Regions from separate parts of the Homo sapiens genome. Here region 1 is linked to region 2. Evidence: chromatin contacts called from ENCODE POLR2A ChIA-PET data. All regions are on one chromosome and are shown on one strand. The core of a region is the stretch at or near the end of the contact, and the rest is flanking DNA. Distances in the headings are between cores, read along the strand shown.

Evidence for each region. ChIA-PET counts read pairs that join two places held with the same protein, here RNA polymerase II (POLR2A).
Region 1: POLR2A ChIA-PET joins it to region 2 with 10 read pairs in BJ. The contact joins the enhancer-like site here to the promoter of SLC38A11 in region 2. POLR2A ChIA-PET finds 5 or more read pairs at or near these places in 2 of 52 experiments (BJ and activated B cell).

Annotation. Positions count from the first base shown.
Region 1 is chr2:164,865,115-164,868,135 of GRCh38, reverse strand. No RefSeq gene overlaps it. Among named protein-coding and RNA genes, the nearest start is that of COBLL1, 25 kb to the right of the region's middle. Within about 2 kb of position 1,560, at least 2 of the 41 ENCODE cell types and tissues checked have a DNase peak (open chromatin) inside an H3K27ac peak, as active enhancers do.
Region 2 is chr2:164,953,698-164,956,893 of GRCh38, reverse strand. It overlaps SLC38A11 (solute carrier family 38 member 11), which reads left to right and starts at 1,369. Exons shown (of 12, transcript NM_001351537.2): 1 at 1,369-1,685; 2 at 2,149-2,263. The coding sequence starts at 1,647.

The DNA of each region.
Region 1 (3,021 bases), core at 311-2,810, 89 kb after region 2:
GCAGTATTTGTGACTCCACAAAGACTACACATAGCATAAAAGGGACCCAAAAATTCCTGTCCATAACAAGCAGGCACTACTAGTATTTCAAAAACTAGTTGGGTGCTCACCCAACATGGTTGCAAGAGGAGGTCAAAGTCCTCCTATAGCTAAAGATTTCCAAAAGGGCACCCAAACTTGGGAGCAAGGGGGAGACACACCAGAACAAATGCAGGATCTGTAGTGCAAACTAGGATTAAGTAAGATAGGACGTAGTTATGGAAAAACAATTAGGTTCTGACTTAAGATGAACATACCGCAATTTCCTAGCCATAGATTTCATTCATACACACCAGCAAAACACTCAAGAACCGAACTAGAGTGAGCACAAGTTAATAGACATCAACAGTTGCAAATCCATGAGCTGGATCTGCATGAAGACCATCATGAGGCACTCTCTCCTCCAATGAGAATCTTATGCTTCCCATCGAGTTGCCCTCTTATAAGGGAGGCAGGCACAGGACAAAGTCCTAATAACGAGTTGAATTTGGAATTGACTAAATGTTTACCCAATCAGGTTGTCTTAACTAGAAAAACTGTCTAAACTTAAGAAATTGATATACCTTGAATTGGCAAATTGAAATTTTAACCCTTACCCCAATTACCCCCTGTATTAAGTCAGGGTTCTCTAGAGGAACAGAACTCATGGAATACATATATATAATATATATTATAACAATGGGGAGGCAGTGAAGGGATGTGGTGTGTGTGTGTGTGTGTATGTATGTGTGTGTGTATATATATATATATATATATATATATCTCCTTTACATACATATAAAGGAGAGTTTATTAAGTATTAACTCACATGATCACAAGATCCCTTAATAGGCCATATGCAGGCTGAGTAGCAAGGAGAGCCAGTCTGAGCTCCAAAACTGCAGAATTTGGAGTCCATTGTTTGAAGGCAGGAAGCATCCAGCACAGGAGAAAGATTTAGGCTGGGAGGCTAGGCCAGTCTCTCCTTTTCACATTTTTCTGCCTGCTTATATTCTAGCTACACTGGCAGCTGATTAGATTGTGGCCACCCAGATTAAGGGTGACTCTGTCTTCCCCAGCCCACTGACTCAAATGTTAATCTCCTTTGGCAACACCCTCACAGACACACCCAGGATCAATACTTTGCATCCTTCAATCCAATCAAGTTGACACTCAGTATTAACCATCACAAGTCCACCACTTGTCAACCCATACACACCTCCTGAGATCATACATAATCTTCAAATAAAGACAATAATAAGGTCATAATTATGCCTAACATAATACAACTATCTTTGTACAACTGGAAACGCACCAATCCCCAACACAAATACTATTACATAAAGTTAACAATACTCAAATGCTGATGTGAAGTCAATAAATCTTATGTCCCATGACAAAGGAGAAAGGAAGTAAAATGAAGATATTTTCTTAGTACAAGTGTATACATGCAAACATGTTTTTAACAAAAGAAGGAGGAAATACTCATGACAGTTACAGTTCCCGTTTCTGCAGCTGGTCATGAGGTTGTAGCTGGTTTTGATGACTACCTTCTTCCACTACCCATTCTGTATTCCCTTTGCCTTAAGCAAGCACCTTAGCAGGTCATGTTTCTTTCTTGAAGGGTCTGGGTCATCTGTAGTCCTGACTGGATTGGGCTGTTGTAGTTTCCCATTGACCTTAATCACAGGGCATGGTAATACTAAGAGACACCCTAATGGATCTCCTGTATTCCATGCAGACTCTTCCTTACCTCCATTGTAGAGTAGTAGACTGATTTCATCTTGATAGTCTGGGTCAATCACCCCTGCCAACATTGTAATCCCCTGCTTAGCCTATTGACTTCAAGGTAGAAGGAGCCAAAAGTGTCCAGGTGGCAGTCTTAACTTCCAATTTAATGGAATCGTAATTGTGTCTCCTGGTGGCAGCATTCCTCCCCCTGGAACTAAGACCTCTAGACCAGCAGAACATAATGTCACGGGAACAGGAAGCAAAAATTTTGCTAGTGGATCACTAGGGTTGATGGTGAGTGGTGCCACTTTCAGTCCCCCACTGACTGAATTATCAAAAAAATTGGATTAGTTATAGATAAATAAAAATCCACACATTCTTTACACATCTGTATAATGAGTGAATTTTCTACCCTACAACTATAGCATATACATTGCCACTAAATCTAGCATAAACAATTATAGATTAAAGTACTATGATCCATTCCAGATCAAGCTAACTAATCGAGTCCTCATGTGCTACTCACATTGATTAATACAGAAACAGAACAATTTCTACTAGAGTCTACTAGTCTGAGAAAAGATATATAGACAGGAAAAATAAGCTTTTATAGTGACTGAAATGTTGGCTGTCAACATACTCAGGTGTATATTAAATACGAAAACATAAATGTAGGAAAAAATATACACATAGCCTACTTTCTTCTTCCATGGTTCCAGATAAATTTAGGACAGACTTTTCTCCATATTAATCATTCAGTCAACCAATACTCAAGGTGGGAACTGATACCCTGAAGCATTTCCATGTGACTTTAGGTAAAAAGAATGAATCAGGACATCTCTTAATAAATGTAATACTTCTGAATGCAAATGTAATACTTCTTCCTTTAATTTAATGTTAATTTTTTTCTTTAACTGCATGTTCGTCTGGGAAAGACTAGTTCCATATAATCTATAACAGGATCTCAGTTTTTGCATTGGTCATGTAATAAAGGAATTTAGTACAGCTGTTGGTGAATCTAATTACTATTTTTGAAATAAAAATAAGGAGTTATATCCTGTTGTTGTTTTTGTTTGACAGTCACTGATAGAGTTTCCCGGCTGAGCAATTAAGCTAATGCCATAGCAATTACTTAGATTAAAAGTTGGAGTATAAGACTCACTGGGAAAGATGGTCATGAAGACCTATTAACTAATCAAAAACAACTACTCTATCCATCTTACAAAAATTCTCTACACAACAAACAGGCAAGAATTTTTAAAATACCATTTA
Region 2 (3,196 bases), core at 120-2,619:
GTAAATGTTGAAAATACAAAAGCCAATGTTATATATTGTTTATGGCTATAAATGAACGGATTAAAATACAAAGTATGAATAGCAAAGATAACACTAACTTGATGAACCGATGACTCCAGGGCTGAAGGCCTGGGGAAAGGAATGGAGAAGGTCAAGGGGGTTCCTATTGTGACATTGTGTTTACTTTTACAATTTGAAGAAAATATGACAGCATGTTAACATTTGATGGCAGAGTGTATATAAAGTTTATAAGTCTTTTGTTTTCCCACGGTTTTTAATTTTTTTTCTTAATTATAAGTAAACATGTATGAAACAGAACCTCTTTAATTAGGTACAGTTGGCCTCTATATCCCCACTTCTGCATCCATGCATTAAACCAATCCCAGATCAAAAATGTAGTTAGGGCTAGGATGGATGTGTCTATACTGAACACATATGGACTTTTTTCTTATTTCCTAAACAATACAGTATAACAACAAGTAAATAGCATTTACATTGTATTAGGTATTATAAATAATCTAGAGATGATTTAAAGTATGCTGGAGGATGTGCCTAGGTTACATGTAAATACCATGCTGTTTACTATCAAGGACCTGAGCATTCCTGGATTTCAGTATCTGCAGGGGTTCCAGAACCAATCCCCTATGGATATCAAGGGAAGGCAGAATTTGTTAAGTATGATGGCATATCACCGCTCTTATTGCCCCTGAAACTGTTGTCTCATGCATTCTGTCTCTGATATTGAATACTCTCTGGGCTTGTTGCTTCATCTGTAATGTAAGAGGACTGAATAGGTGGTCATTGAAGATTCTTTCTAGCTCAGGCACTGTAGGTGCCACCCCTTTCCCAAACCCTTGTACTCCTCTTTCCCTTTTCAAGGTTCATTACCTGAATGCAGTAACAATCCACCTTCATTTTCTCTATCGCTCCTTTTTCTAAAAGTTACCAGGAAGCGTTTGACCAAAGCATGCTCAGTAGTCAAGTTTGCTAAAACCCTAGGAAAGTTTTTTGTTTTGCTATTCATTTTCTTATGAGTCTTTCCATTTCCATTTACAATAAAAGTCCCAAATTTTCACTCGTCGTCTCTGCCATTGAAGAGGGGTAGCGAGGAGGAGGTGCTAATAGGGAAGATGGCCCATGGGCCCAAGGGTGCTTCTGCGTTCTTACCTGGGCTTCAGACCCCAGCAAAGGAGAAGCTAACTTAGGAACGGACTGCAACGAGGCGGTCATAACTCTGTGAGATCGGGGCAGGGCAGCGTGGGTGGAACAAGTTGTCCTCTGCAGCTCCAGGGAAGAGTAGCTCTCCCTGTTCTCTCAGGGAGGCGGGGGTGTGAAGGGGGGAGGCGGGGAGACAGGGCTGCCCGGATCAGAAACATCCTGCAGCATCTCCGTCTCCGGAGGAAAAATACATTTGTCTGGGCGAACTCCGGTGGAAAAGCGCCCCAGGCTGCCACAGCCTAGAGATCTTGGGGCTGCAGCCCTCGCGGCCTGCCGAGGGAGCAGGGGGCGCCCGTGGAACTGGCTCCCTGCAGCTCTGCGGCTACACGCGGACCTCGGCTGTGTGCGAGGTGGCGGAGGAGGCTGGCCGGGTGCGAATCCGTACCCAGCCCCAGCATCTTCCACCTGCTGAGGACCACCGCTCAGCCATGGGCTACCAGAGGCAGGAGCCTGTCATCCCGCCGCAGGTAAAACTAGCGACTAGGCAGGTTCTGAAGCCAGTTGTCCGGAAATTTCATTCACCTTGCAACAGGTCAGGTCACCTACCTTCACCTGGGCTCTTGGTTTAGCACCGCGAAAAGTTCTCTGGGACAAAAAGTTTTGCCTTAATCTGACTTTTTTTTTTTTTTTTCTTAGCAGGCACTTTAATTTCACAAAATCACATCACTGAATTCCTAACAGATCCTGTACTTAGCAGCTGGGGCAGCTGTAATCTGGAAATTTTAGGATGGAGTTTGCTTACCAAGCTCTGTTGAATTACTAGCTGTTATTGTTATTCTTTATTACTGTTATCCCGGCATTTATTTTATTTTCATTAGTGACATTACTTATTATTACTAGAAAATCGTGTTAGTATCCTGCATTACATATTTGTTACTTTTCTAATTTTCTGAACTAGTATTTGCTTATAATTGCTATTTTATCTATTAGAGAGATTTAGATGACAGAGAAACCCTTGTTTCTGAACATGAGTATAAAGAGAAAACCTGTCAGTCTGCTGCTCTTTTTAATGTTGTCAACTCGATTATAGGATCTGGTATAATAGGTAAGTGTATTTGCTTTGGTTTAAATTTTAAGTGAAAGGGCAAAATTTAAGACTCGCTACGCTGCTAGTGTTCATTAATTATTTTTAAAGAAAAAAAGACTTAAATAAGAAAATTGGTAATTTTCTTCCATAAAAGGCTTCCTTTTTTTCTAGTGTAACAGTATGTATGCATGTCTTTTATGCTGAAGATGGGGCTGTAATTCACACTGTTTCCACAGTTGAGAGCATCTTCCACATGTGGTAGATTAAGGTGAAACTGCATATGGGTGGTGGTGAATCATTTTTCTGTAGGCTGCGTGGTTGATTGCTAGTGTTACCGAATGTACTTTTTCCACTTACTGAAGGGTCCATCATTATTTGAATCATCTTTCTTTAACTTTCTAGAAGTATAAAACTTCCAGATATTTGTAAATGTTGGAGGTGAAAAGTTTAATATGAAAACATACCAATCTTATGAAAAATTAAATTCATACATTCTTTACCTATCTATACAGTGTTAAATTTTAAAGTACAAAATTATTACAATATATTAATTTTAAATATTATTTAGTCAACAATGCAAATTTGTTCATTGAAAATGCGTATTATTTTCCTAATAAAGGAGCCATACAATCAGAATTAAAATAAATAAATAGCTCAGATTTTTCCATTGTATTAGAAGCAAGGGAAATTTACTGAAAAAAGTTAAAAGTGCATTGCATTATAGTAATAAAAGCAGCTATATTTTCAGTGGTTATTATTCTTTTTGGTATCTGAAAACACTCTATCTCAGAAAAGACAAGAAGAAAACAAAATCCTGCAAAATGCAATACTTTTTGAGAATACAATGTTTTATAAAGTTGCAACATTTTTGTTTCTGTCATCACCTTCTGAAAATTAAACATTTATCTGGATTGAGTTACTTTTCTTACTCTTGAATTACTTTTCTTACTT